Regions from separate parts of the Homo sapiens genome. Here region 2 is linked to region 1. The links are chromatin contacts, found by Hi-C or POLR2A ChIA-PET in ENCODE. All regions are on one chromosome and are shown on one strand. Each heading gives the region's core, a stretch centred on a gene start or an enhancer-like site at or near the end of the contact. The rest is flanking DNA. Distances are from core to core; before and after follow the strand shown. Region 1 overlaps KCP (kielin cysteine rich BMP regulator). Region 2 has its middle 17 kb from the start of TNPO3.

Region 1 (5,813 bases), core at 1,086-3,585:
CCTCATGGGTCTCTTCTCCACCTCAAGAACAGCCCCCCTCCATTTCTAGAAAAGAATGAACCCTGCATTCTGTTCTAGAAACCGAGTACAAACCCTGGGCTGCCCGCTTGGCCCATGAATGCCTCCCCTTCCTGTGTTCCCCCTGGGCTCCTCTCTGAGGGTGGAGGCCAAGGCTGGGCACTTACCCCGGCATACGGGGCAGCAGCTCCCAGGGGGAGTGTGGCGCTCTGAGAGGGGACAGCTGAGCTCAGGACAAGCCTGGTGGATGCAGAGCCATGTCAGGTCCTGCCCATGTGAACACAAGAGGTAGAGAATGGCAGATCTCAGGGAGCTGGTGGAGGAGTAAGGCATAGGCAGGATGTGACAGTCAGGACAAGTGGGCAAATGTCAGGGCGAATGGAGAGCCCTGGAGCTGCTGCGGGAGAGGAGTGGCAGCCACAGCCCACAGAGAAGGAAGAAGAGGGGCTCTGTGAGTCCCCAAGGCAGGAGGGCTCACCTGGCACTGGCACGTGTAGCAGGGGTCTGGTGGGGCTAGCTCAGATCCCAGCAGGCCCTCTGAACAGTTACTCAAGGCCTCTGTGAAGACAAGAATCCAGAGTGCGGGACAGAAAGAGGGGCACAGGGCTGGAAATCCCAGCTGTCCCCATGCACTGTGTCCCCAGGTTTCTAACTCGAACTCCTGAGCATACCCATATCCCAGCACCTTGACTCCAGGGAGGATAAGTCCTCTTTCTCTTCAATTCAGTCAAGTTTACACGTTTTAAAAGAAACTTTGCTAGGCTATTATTTGGGGCCGGGTGGGGGTGCAAGGTGACTGGAAACAGACCAACCATGGCTTCCTTAGCCTGAGGTCACTAAAAATGGCCAGTCTGCGGCCTGCTCTCCCTCCCGCTATCTGTAATACAGTGTGGCTACAACTGCGCAGGGAAGCACACAGCCAGGCATCCCGGGTTCGAATCCTGATGCCAGCACTCAGTGCCTGTGCTTATTAGGTTGGATTAATCCACCTCTCTGAGCCTCAGTTTCTTAATCTGTAAAAAGAGATTAATAATACTTCCCTCACTGGGTAACTATGAAAATGAAGCGAGAGACTTTATTAAGAGCACCAAGTACAGTCTGTGGCATGGAACAGGTGCTTAATCAATGTTAGTCTTCTTCCCTTCCCCTGAAGCACCCCCTAGCAAGTGTTGATCAGAGCAGCCCTCCCTGATGGATGCCAGGGATGACTGCACAGCATTATGAACGTATTTAATACCACAAACTGTACACTTAAAAATGGTTAGGATTGTACATTTTAGTGTCTTACCACCATAAAAAACAAACAAACAAACAAACAAACAAAAAACAGAAAAGTCGGCGAGGTGGCTCACACCTGTAATCCAGCTCTTTCGGAGGCTGAGGCGGGTGGATCACCTGAGGTCAGGAGTTCGAGACCAGCCTGGCCAACATGTTAAAACCCCATCTCTACTAAAAATACAAAAATTAGCCAGGCTTGATGGCGCATGCCTATAATCCCAGCTACTCGGGAGGCTGAGGCAGGTGAATCCCTCGAATCCAGAGGTTGCAGTGAGCCGAGATTGTGCCACCGCACTCCAGCCTGTGCGACAAAGCGAGACTCCGTCTCAAAAAAACCAAAACCCAAATAAAAAAACCAAATTGGAGAAAATAGGATTATCATTAAAAAAAAAAGTATGTTTTTTCTTTCTTTTTTTTTTTTTGAGACAGAATCTCGCTCTGTTGCCAGGTTGCAGTGTAGTGGCACCATCTCAGCTCACTGCAACCTCTGCCTCCCGGGTTCAAGCTATCCTCCTGCCTCAGCCTCCCGAGTAGCTGGGACTACAGGCATGCCCCATCATGCCCAGCTAATTTTTGTATTTTTAGTAGAGACGGGGTTTCACCATGTTGGCCAGGATGGTCTCGATCTCTTGACCTTGTGATCCTCCCACCTTGGCCTCCCAAAGTGCTGGGATTACAGGCGTGAGCTACCAACCTCGGCCTGTTTTTTCTATGTAAGGATAACGTTCACCTGTATTGCAAAGGTAGGTTATCATTTCAGTGTTGGTATAGGACCAGAAACAGAAAAAAATTCCCTCCACAACAAATGTAAAATGGCTGTGTTAGGTAAACAACTATTAAATCCAGGAGACAGAAATTGGCCATCTTTCAATATTTGTAATAAAAATAAAACTGTTTCTTTACTTTTCCCCCCAATCTTAATAAATTTTTACTCTAACAACGACAACAAAAAAAGCTCGCCCACCCCTGTGGCTGGGCTACCCCCTGCCTGCCTGGGCCTCACGTCTCAGCACAACTGTCGCCCTGCAGCGCCACCTGCTGGCCAAGATGCTCCACAAACTGCACCCAGCTGCGGAGAGGCAAAGGGTTCCTGTCAGCTTCCCCAGTTCCCTTAGGGATGGTGCAGCCCTCGCCGGCCAGGCATAGGGTTCCAGAACAGTCCACTGGAGTCAGGAAGAATCTGGGGCTGGGACTGGTGAGGAAGGGCGGCAGGGGGTGGCAGCCCTAACCTCATATCTCATCTACCCCCACATCCCTGGACTCACCGGCACAGGTGGGACAGCAGTGCTGGGGCCCAGGGGGCAGGAGCTGGCTGGGGGGGCAGCCCACCAGGCTGGGACACTGCCGCCGGTGACAGCGAAGGCTGGGAGGCCCCTCAGGCTGTGGCTACAAGAATGAGTGAGCAGCGGTGGGTCCTGGGCCACAAAAACCCAGAGCTGCCCTTGGCCGGGACTTCCGGCCCCTCCCTCTGCCTGCTGCAGCCTCTTCCGGGACATGTCTTGGGCCCTGAACTCAAGGCTGAAGAGAGACTCAGTGTCTTCTAGACGTGCTCCTCACCCCATGCCCTAGTCTCTGAGATGATGTCTCCTTCTCCTTTAAGTCACTTGGGCCTGAGCCCTCATGTGACCTTTGATCCTCCGGCAGGCTCATGCCATCCTCCTCCCCAGGCCCATGGCTTAGTACCCTGACCTGTGATGTCATTTGCCTGCTCCAAGCCCTTCCATGGCCTTGCAAATAGAATCTCCACAATATGACCCCTAGCCACGTCCCAGGTGGCTCTCCGGCCATACACACCCGCCCTGCACTGCAGCCAGGGGGGCCACCTACGGCCTCCTGCACACTTGGAACCTGCGCTCCTTGTCTAAACCCAGACCTCCTGGCCCTGTTGGCCCCAACCCTGCCTTGTCTCCTGGCCACAGGGATACACTCCTTTGGCCCCCAGAGTGCCTGCTCCATGCAGTGACCAGCTTGGCTGGGCCTCATCCCATGCTGCCCACTCCCCCCCGACGAGGTGCCCCAGCCCCACCACTGTGCCCTCACCTACCTCGCAGATGCACACTTCACAGGGGTCTGCCCCAGGCTGGAAGCTCTCCCCAGGCTCGTACTTCCGGCCCTCATGCTCACAGTCTTTGGGGTGGAGTGAGAGCAGAACGGGACCAGGGGTCCTTCAGGCTGGCAGCGAGGCAGGGGTGGAGTCCTCTATCTCCAGCCTCCCCCTGATCCCAGGGAGTGGAGTGTGCACAAGGACGGAGGCCACTTCTCCAACTGCCTGTCTCTGCCACCCGGCCCAGCAGCGGCAGGGAGGTGTGGGCCCAGGGCTCCCTCCTCGCCTTTCCCCTCCCGCCCCAGGCTTCCAGTACCAGAGCATTGAGGACAGCAGTCATGGGGCCCTTGGCGGGGCTGGGCGCAAGAGCTGATGCACTGGATGCGTGCACAGGTGACGACGCCCTCGTGACACACACAGGAGGAGCAGGCACTGTCGGGGGGCACCCATCTACTGCCTTCGGGGTGCTCTTCCCCATGAGCCAGGCAGCCTGTGGTGCAAAGTGGGCAGGGACGAGCTCGGAGGTTGAGATCTGGACATCTGCTCCTGGCCCCCACCCTCAGTGGTCAGCTAGGCACGTGGCGCCAGGAGTGAGTTTGCAGGGATATGGCGGGAAGGTGCGATGGGGCAGAACTCCTGTCTGTTGTGGAGGGGAAAGGCACTGGGAGGGGTTCAGAACACCTGGGTTCTAATCCTGTTCTGTTCCTACCTGCTCTCAAGACCAAGCTCCAGGCAGCAGGCACTGCCCAGTGCAGCCCGCACCGGCCACAGACCTGGCATGCAGCAGCTGTGTCATAAATGCATGTGGACCAGGTGAATGGCTCCATCGCTAACCATGTGCCCAAGGTAACTCAGTCTCTCCGGGCCTCAGTCTCCTCATCTGTTAAATGGGGATTTCCTCTGTCCTGCCTCCCTCCCAGAGCAAGTGAAATGCTATGACAGTTCTGTGGTTCTGTAGAAACACCACCACACTGCGCAGGGTGTGGGACGAGGGGGCAGTGGGCAGGCTAAGAAAGGCTCAAGTTCAGAGCCAGATGGTCCAAGTGTCCATCTTGACTCTGCCACCTTCTCTACCTCTCTGTACCTCCACTTTCTCGTCTGTAAAATAGGAGGACTAAGAGTGCTTATCTGGTAAGTTGTTGTGCTGATTAAATGAGATAATACACGTAAAGTGCTCAGGGCCTGGCACATGCTACCTGCTCACTGAATGTCAGGTATCTTGATGATGATGATGATGGTGGTGATGATGATGATGATGATGAATGGGGTGTGGTTAGGAAGAGGGGCAGCTTTTTGTTTTATTTTTTAGACAGAGTCTTCTTTGTTGCCCAGGCTGGAGCACAGTGGTGCAAATGCAGCTCACTGCAGCCTCAAACTCCTGGGTTCAAGTGATCCTCCCACCTTGGCCTCCCAAAGTGCTGGGATTGCAAATGTGAGCCGCTGCACCCAGCCCAAGACAGGCAGCTTTGAGGGAACTCTAACCAGCACCTGGAAGAGGGATGGTCTGGGCAGTCCCGGACAGGGAGAGGTAGGAGAAGCTGAAGGTGGCAAGGGTGTATGCAAGGGCCAGTTGTTGGGGCAGGGAGGTGGGAGAAGAGCTGGCTGAGGGGAGGGAGGTGGGGTGGACAGAGGGACACAGGGCCAAGGGGCTGAAGCAAGGGGTAGGGCTACAGGCGGCCATACCTCTGCAGCGAGGGCAGCAGCTCCCCCGCTCGGTGACCTGGAGCTTGCAGGGAAGGGGTGGGCACTGCAGCCGCACACAGCTGACCTGGCCAGCCTGTAGGAGATGCAGGGACACTGGCTCGCTGCCTAGGCTGGGGCCCAGAGGTGCTATGGTCCAGCTGTCACTCCACACCCCCCACCTCCTGCTATACCTGACAGCGACACCACTCACAGCTGCCTGCTGGTCCCTCAAACTCCTCCCCATCCTGGTGCTCCCGGCCCTGAGAGAGACAGCCTGTGGGGGACACACCTCCTGGGTGGGGGGCCTGTGCCACCCTGCCCTGCTCGGCCCAGCCTTAGGCCTGGCAGGAAGGGAAGGGGGAGGGAGAGGCGGGGAAGGGCATGGGGGCCGCGCATGAGGAAGGCAGCTCACTGTGGCAAACAGGGCAGAAGCAGGGGCCTGGAGAGGGGTGGGGGCAGAGAGCTGGGGGACATGGCTTCTTCTGGCAGCGCATGGAACCTTCCTGGGGGAGAGAGGCCCATCACACCCTCAACTGGACTGCACATTTCCCCAGGGCTGGAGCCCCTACTGAGCCTGCAGGGGCCCAAACACCCTCCCTTGGCCCGGGACACCTGAGCCCAGTCCTGTCCCATGAGATGTGAAGGGCAGAGTGTAGCCCTTGCCACCTGAGTGGAGGAGACAGCCTCTTCCTGGCCAGAGAGGAGTATCAAGGGAGGAAAGGTTACCAAGGTCCTAAAGGGGCTGCCTCACCTGGCAGGTGCAGAGGGAGCAGGTAGGGTCAAGTGGGTC
Region 2 (5,813 bases), core at 2,149-4,648, 190 kb after region 1:
GTTCTAGATCTCTCTGCAGCCTCCAATTTCCCTCTTCCTCCAATGCCCAAATCCTCACCTTCCAGGACTCCAACTTCCAGGACTCATTCCTCTCTGGTTGTCACTCTGATTCTTAATCACGGCTATCAACCCATTGCAGGTGAAATCACCTGGGGGACTTTTAAAAATACCAATGCCTGGGTGCCTTCCTAGAGCAATCAAATCAGAAACTCTGGGGCTAGGTCTGGAGTGCCAATCTAGGTATTTTACAGCTCCCCGGTGATTCTAATGTGCAACTGTGTTGATAGCCATGCCTTCATTTTGTTACAGAAGAGTTTCTCAACGGGAGAGCCACTGGCATTCGGGGGAATTCTTCCTTGTGCAAGGAAGCACTGCAGCCTGTCACTAACACACCCCAGTCATAGCAGTAGCCAAAAATACATTAAACATCTCCACATGCCCTTAGCTGAGAATCTCATCAACTCTTCTTCCTTTCATGCGCTTCTTAAGAGTCAAAGCATACATACCCCATGGCTCTTCAGGTTTTTGGTTGCTTTTTTGAGACAGGGTCTTGCTCTGTCACCCAAGCTGGACAATGGTAAGATCTCAGCTCACTGAAGCTTTGACCTTCTGGGTTCAAGCAATCCTCCACCTCAGCCTCCCAAGTAGCTGGGACCACAGGTGCATGCCCCTATGCCTGGCTTATTTTTAAATTTTTTTGCAGAGACAAGATCTTCCTATGTTACCCAGGCTGGTCTTGAACTGAACTCAAGCAATCCTCCCGCCTCAGCCTCCCAAAGCACTGGGAGTACAGGCATGAGGCACCATGCCCAGCTGGCTCTTCATTTCTTTTTTCTTTCTTTCTTTCTTTTTTTTTGTGAGATGGAGTCTTGCTCTTGTCACCCCAGGCTGGAGTGCAATGGCGTGATCTTAGCTCACTGCAACCTCCGTCTCCTGGGTTCAAGCGATTCTCCTGCCTTAGCCTCTGGAGCAGCTGAGACTACAGGTGCCCGCCACCATGCCCAGCTAATTTTTGTATTTTTAGTAGAGACAGGGTTTCATCATGTTGGCCAGGCTGGTCTTGAACTCCTGACCTCAAGTGATCCAACCACCTCAGCCTCTCAAAGCGCTGGGATTACAGGCGTGAGCCACCACACCCGGCCAGCTTTTCAGTTCTTATATGACCAATTGTTATTTGCTTAGGACTGAGGGGTTTTCCAGGACATGTGATTTTCTTTTTTTTTTTTTCTTTTTTTTTTTTGAGACGGAGTCTCACTCTGTCGCCCAGGCTGGAGTGCAGTGGTGCCATCTTGGCTCACTGCAAGCTCCGCCTCCAGGGTTCATGCCATTCTCCTGCCTCAGCCTCCCTAGTAGCTGGGACTACAGGTGCCCACCACCACGCCCGGCTAATTTTTTGTATTTTTAGTAGAGACGGGGTTTCATCGTGTTAGCCAGGATGGTCTCAATCTCCTGACCTCGTGATCCACCCGCCTTGGCCTCCCAAAGTGCTGGGATTATAGGCATGAGCCACCGCACCAGGCCTGACATGAGATTTTCAGCGCCAAATGCAGGGAAGTCCTAGGCAAACACAGATGATTGGTCATCCTAGATTTTCTTGTAGTGTCTTCCCTAAGAGATAAAATTTTTTTTTTTCTGTTTCCCTCATGCCTTTTCTGGGATCTAGGCCTTCCCAGCCCAGCCTTCCTCCATTTAGGGATATACTAGGAAAAGCCTGGAGGAAGTTGCTGATGCAAGCCGGATCACCTGAGTTCCTCCCTGGGAATTTGCAACTGGAACTAGATGCCCGTCTCAGGTTGCCTTGTGCTCCAAAAGAGTTTTTTTGTTGTTGTTTGTTTGTTTTTGTTTTTTTGAGATGGAGTCTTGCTCTGTCACCCAGGCTGGAGTACAGTGGTGAGATCTCGACTCACCGCAGCCTCCGCCTCCCAGGTTCAAGTGATTCTCTGCCTCAGCCTCCTGAGTAGCTGGGATAACAGGTGTCTGCAACCACGCCCAGCTAATTTTTGTATTTTTAGTAGAGATGGGGTTTCACCATGTTGGCCACGCTGGTCTCAAACTCGTGGCCTCAAGTGAGCCGCCCGCTTTGGCCGCCCAAAATGCTAGGATTACAGGTGTAAGCCACCATACCCGGCCCCAAAAGAGATTTCAACTTAGGAATTGTCTGTGGTCATTTTCTACCGTGAAGACTTTTGCAGGGATGTGGAGGTGAATGGTCAGTGGAAGACAGCTTGTCTGCAACAAGAGAGGAAACGCACATGCAGAGCAGAGGTGAGATGGAAACTTTCCCCAATTTCCCGCAGTGGTCTGGGCCAGGGATTCTCAGATGTGAGCCTCCATCACCAGCACCTGGAGAGTTTGTCAAAACACAGATTGCTAAACTGGGCACGCTGGCTCACCCCTGTAATCCCAGCGTTTTAGGAGGCCAAGGTGGGTGGATCACCTGAGGTCAGGAGTTTGAGACCAGCCTGGCCAACATGGCAAAATCCCGTCTCTACTAAACAAAAATTAGCTGGGCATGGTGGTGGGCACCTGTAATCCCAGCTACCTGGGAGGCTGAGGCAAGAGAATCACTTGAACCCAGGAGGCAGAGGAGGTTGCAGTGAACTGAGATTACGCTGCTGCGCTCCAGCCTGGGTGACAGAGCGAGACACTGTCTCAAGGAAAAAAAGAAAGAAAGAAAGAAAGAAAAAAAAACCCCACAGTCTGCTGAGTCCCACTGCTAGAGTTTCTGAGTCACGAGGCCTGGGGTGTGGCCCAAGGATCTGCTTTTCTAAGGAATTCCCAGGTGGTACCGACACTACAGGTTAGGGGCTTGACTAATGGTGAGGACCCCTGCTCTGGGCCAGAGGGCTGAACCAGAGAGCTTAGTTCAGCATCCTCCCCAGAGTCCCCACCCAGCCTGTGAGCATCCAGCAGGCCCAGTCCCTGTCTTTGGGTTACATGAGTCTGTATCTTTCTAACAAATTCTCCCTTTTTTCCCCTAAACAGCTTAATTGTGATATAATTCACACACCATACTTAATTGTGATATAATTCACACACCATACAATTCACCCACTTAAAGTATTACAACTCAGTGGTTTCTAGTATATTCACAGAAATGTGCAACCATCACCACAGTCCATTTAAAAAGGAAGGAAATGTTGACACATGCAACAATACGGATGAACCGAGGACATTATACTAGTGAAATAAACCAGTCGGAAAAAGACAAATATTATTTGGTTCCACTCATAGGAGGTAACTAGAATAGTCAGATTCACAAAAACAAAGTAGAATGGCAGTTGCCAGGGGCCGAGGGGAGGGGAAAATGGAGAGTTGATTTGTACAGAGTTTCAGTTTTGCAAGATGAGGGAGTTCTGAGGACTGGCTGCACAGCGATGTTGTAACCACATTACACCAATCTGGTTCAACTTCTATGTAGCAAAGTTGTGAGTTGTTTTTCAGTGGTCATGGCCCTGCAGGTTGGAGGGGGCAATGCCCGGATGAACATCGTGTGCAACCATGAATGGGAACTAAGTGCTCGGACCAAGGAACCAGGCTGAATTAAGAAGCAAACACCAGGCTGGGCGCTGGTGGTGTACGCCAGTAACCCCAGCACTCTGGGAGACCGAGGCAGAAGGATTACTTGAGCCCAGGAGTTCGAGACCAGCCTGGGCAACATGGTGAGATCCCATCTCTAAAATAAAAAATAAAAATAAAAATAAAAGCAGACACCATGGCAGGACCCATGATCCAATCAGATTGAGCTCTGGGGTGACCCTATGGCAGGATCTAGTCAGATCACTCCTCATTACCCTATGCTAATTAAAATCCAACCCAGCCTCCAGCTCCAGGAGACAGATTTGAACATTTCTTCCTGTCTCTTTGTCTGTCAACTCACAAACCTTTCTCACTGCAAAAACTGTGTGTTTTGGTGTTTGGCTTTCTGTTGCATGCTGGCAAATGGACCCAGTTTTGGTTTGCTGACAATGCGAATATACTTAACACTGAACTGTACATTTAGAAATTGTGAAGATAGTGAATTTTATATTATACCTTTTTTTATTTTGCCACAATAAAAAGTAATTTTCTCTGTCTTTTTTTTTTTAAAGACATATGGCCTCTGTCACCCAGGCTGGAGTGCAGTGGTGTAGTCATAGCTCACAGCAGCCTTGAACACCTGGGCTGAAGCCATCCTCCCACCTCAGCTTGCCAAGTAGCTGGGATTACAGGCATGAGCCACTGTGCCTGGCAAAAGTTATTTAAAAACTTTTTTAATGTCTTTTAAAAGGAGACTTTCTGATGTGGTCAAAGGAAGCAGTTGGTATCCAGATTCAGCTGAACTTAATACACTTCCTTGGTTTAATTTATGGAAATATTTATATAGTTCCCATTTAATTATCCTCCAAGGACATGTCTGCTCAGAGGATCATCCTAGTTCTCTGGCCAACAATAAACAGGAACTGAGACAGAGTGATGGACGATATGACTCTTAGTGTTTCTGTCATGGCACATTGGCCTTTATGGGTCATTGCCCATGTGTTCCAGGATTTAGGATGAATTTTAATATGTCACTCTGCGTGGGCTACGGATTGGGTTTTATTAGGGAAAGTGAAATCTTACAAGGCTGGGTCAACAAGCAAAGGGGAAGCAGGAGTCTCCCATTCTATTCTCCGTCCCATAGAGAAGTATGTGAAGGTCAGGGTCTCAGCTGGATCTGCAGGATAGGTCCATGTTCTGCTGTATTAGTTAGGGAATAAATGTAAGAAACCAGTCTGTGAGTAGGGAACACATGAGTGGTTTGGGTGCTGGGCAGCTTGGATGTAGGGTGCCAGGGGTTCAGAGGAGATGGGAGGAATTCCTGCTTCCCAGTATTTGGAGACCTTGGGCCTGTGGGAAGGTGCAGTCACCCTGTGTGAGGAGGGAGTCTGCCCATGCTGTGGAGGCTGAGCTCCTTCCACCAGGAATAGGCTTACTTGCAGTTCCAGCTGGCTGGCCCAGGTAACCTTGAATGAGCTTCCAGAGCAGCTTCCAGGCAATTCTGCTCATTTCACCACAGTTTCTGAATTCAAAAATAAATAAAAAACACATTTGTCCTATTTGGTGTTCTTTGTTTTCTATGACTCTGCTGCTTTCCTCTTGAAGAATCACTAATTTGCCTACTATAACTGCCTATGTGTGGTCTCCTTTTCAAAAGGCAGCTCTAGGATTGCTTGAGCCTGGGAGGTCCAGGCTGCAGTGAGCTGTGATTGCGCCACTGCACTCCAGCCTGGATAACAGAGCAAGACCCTGTGTCAATAAATAAATAGTTAAGTAAAAAGCAGTTCTTATGAGGGATATGAACAGGCTCCTAAAGAAACACAAAAGACTAATAGATACATGAAAAGATGTTAAGCCTCACCAGTAGTCAATGAAAATGCAAGTAAAGAGCAAAATGGCAGCACTTTTCAATTATATTGGAAACAGTTTGCATATTGAAAAAGATTTGTCTATGTTATCAAGGTTGTGCGGGAAAGGGTGTCATCTTGGAGTGCTGAGGGGAATTCTAGCAATCTATGCCAAAATTTTGAATATCTGTAACCTCTGACCCTCAAAACTACATTCCTAGGAATTTATTCCAACTAGGTAATCTGACAAGTGAGCAATGATAGATGTACAAGATTATTTGACAATGTATTGCCCACATAAGTGAAAAATGGAAACACTATGTACACCTATGGACAGGTAGTTAAATTCTGAAACATCCACAGAGTGAAATACTATGCAGTCATGACAAAGAATGATGCATACTACCATATGCCACCAATTCTAAAATGATTATTTTATGCTTTTTC

What was found. A loop is a pair of places that touch in the nucleus more often than their neighbours do. ChIA-PET counts read pairs that join two places held with the same protein, here RNA polymerase II (POLR2A). Pooled maps may share reads with other maps.
Region 2: a loop to region 1 is called in a pooled map, with 2.5 times the contacts of the local background. The contact joins two enhancer-like sites. A Hi-C loop is called at or near these places in 1 of 168 maps with a recorded cell type or tissue (upper lobe of right lung), 1 of 37 single-sample maps with no recorded cell type and 1 of 50 pooled maps. POLR2A ChIA-PET finds 5 or more read pairs at or near these places in 6 of 52 experiments (A549, HCT116, HEK293 and 3 more).

Annotation. Positions count from the first base shown.
Region 1 is chr7:128,881,441-128,887,253 of GRCh38, forward strand. It overlaps KCP (kielin cysteine rich BMP regulator), which reads right to left. Exons shown (of 40, transcript NM_001366122.1): 23 at 5,775-5,813; 24 at 5,436-5,526; 25 at 5,215-5,297; 26 at 5,024-5,117; 27 at 3,657-3,830; 28 at 3,341-3,423; 29 at 2,562-2,682; 30 at 497-576; 31 at 186-285. Among named protein-coding and RNA genes, the nearest start is that of SPMIP1, 18 kb to the left of the region's middle. RefSeq lists a silencer at 2,195-2,489 and enhancers at 2,235-2,344, 2,795-3,054, 3,279-3,878. Within about 2 kb of position 2,336, at least 3 of the 41 ENCODE cell types and tissues checked have a DNase peak (open chromatin) inside an H3K27ac peak, as active enhancers do.
Region 2 is chr7:129,069,438-129,075,250 of GRCh38, forward strand. No RefSeq gene overlaps it. Among named protein-coding and RNA genes, the nearest start is that of TNPO3, 17 kb to the left of the region's middle. RefSeq lists an enhancer at 3,299-3,408. Within about 2 kb of position 3,399, at least 4 of the 41 ENCODE cell types and tissues checked have a DNase peak (open chromatin) inside an H3K27ac peak, as active enhancers do.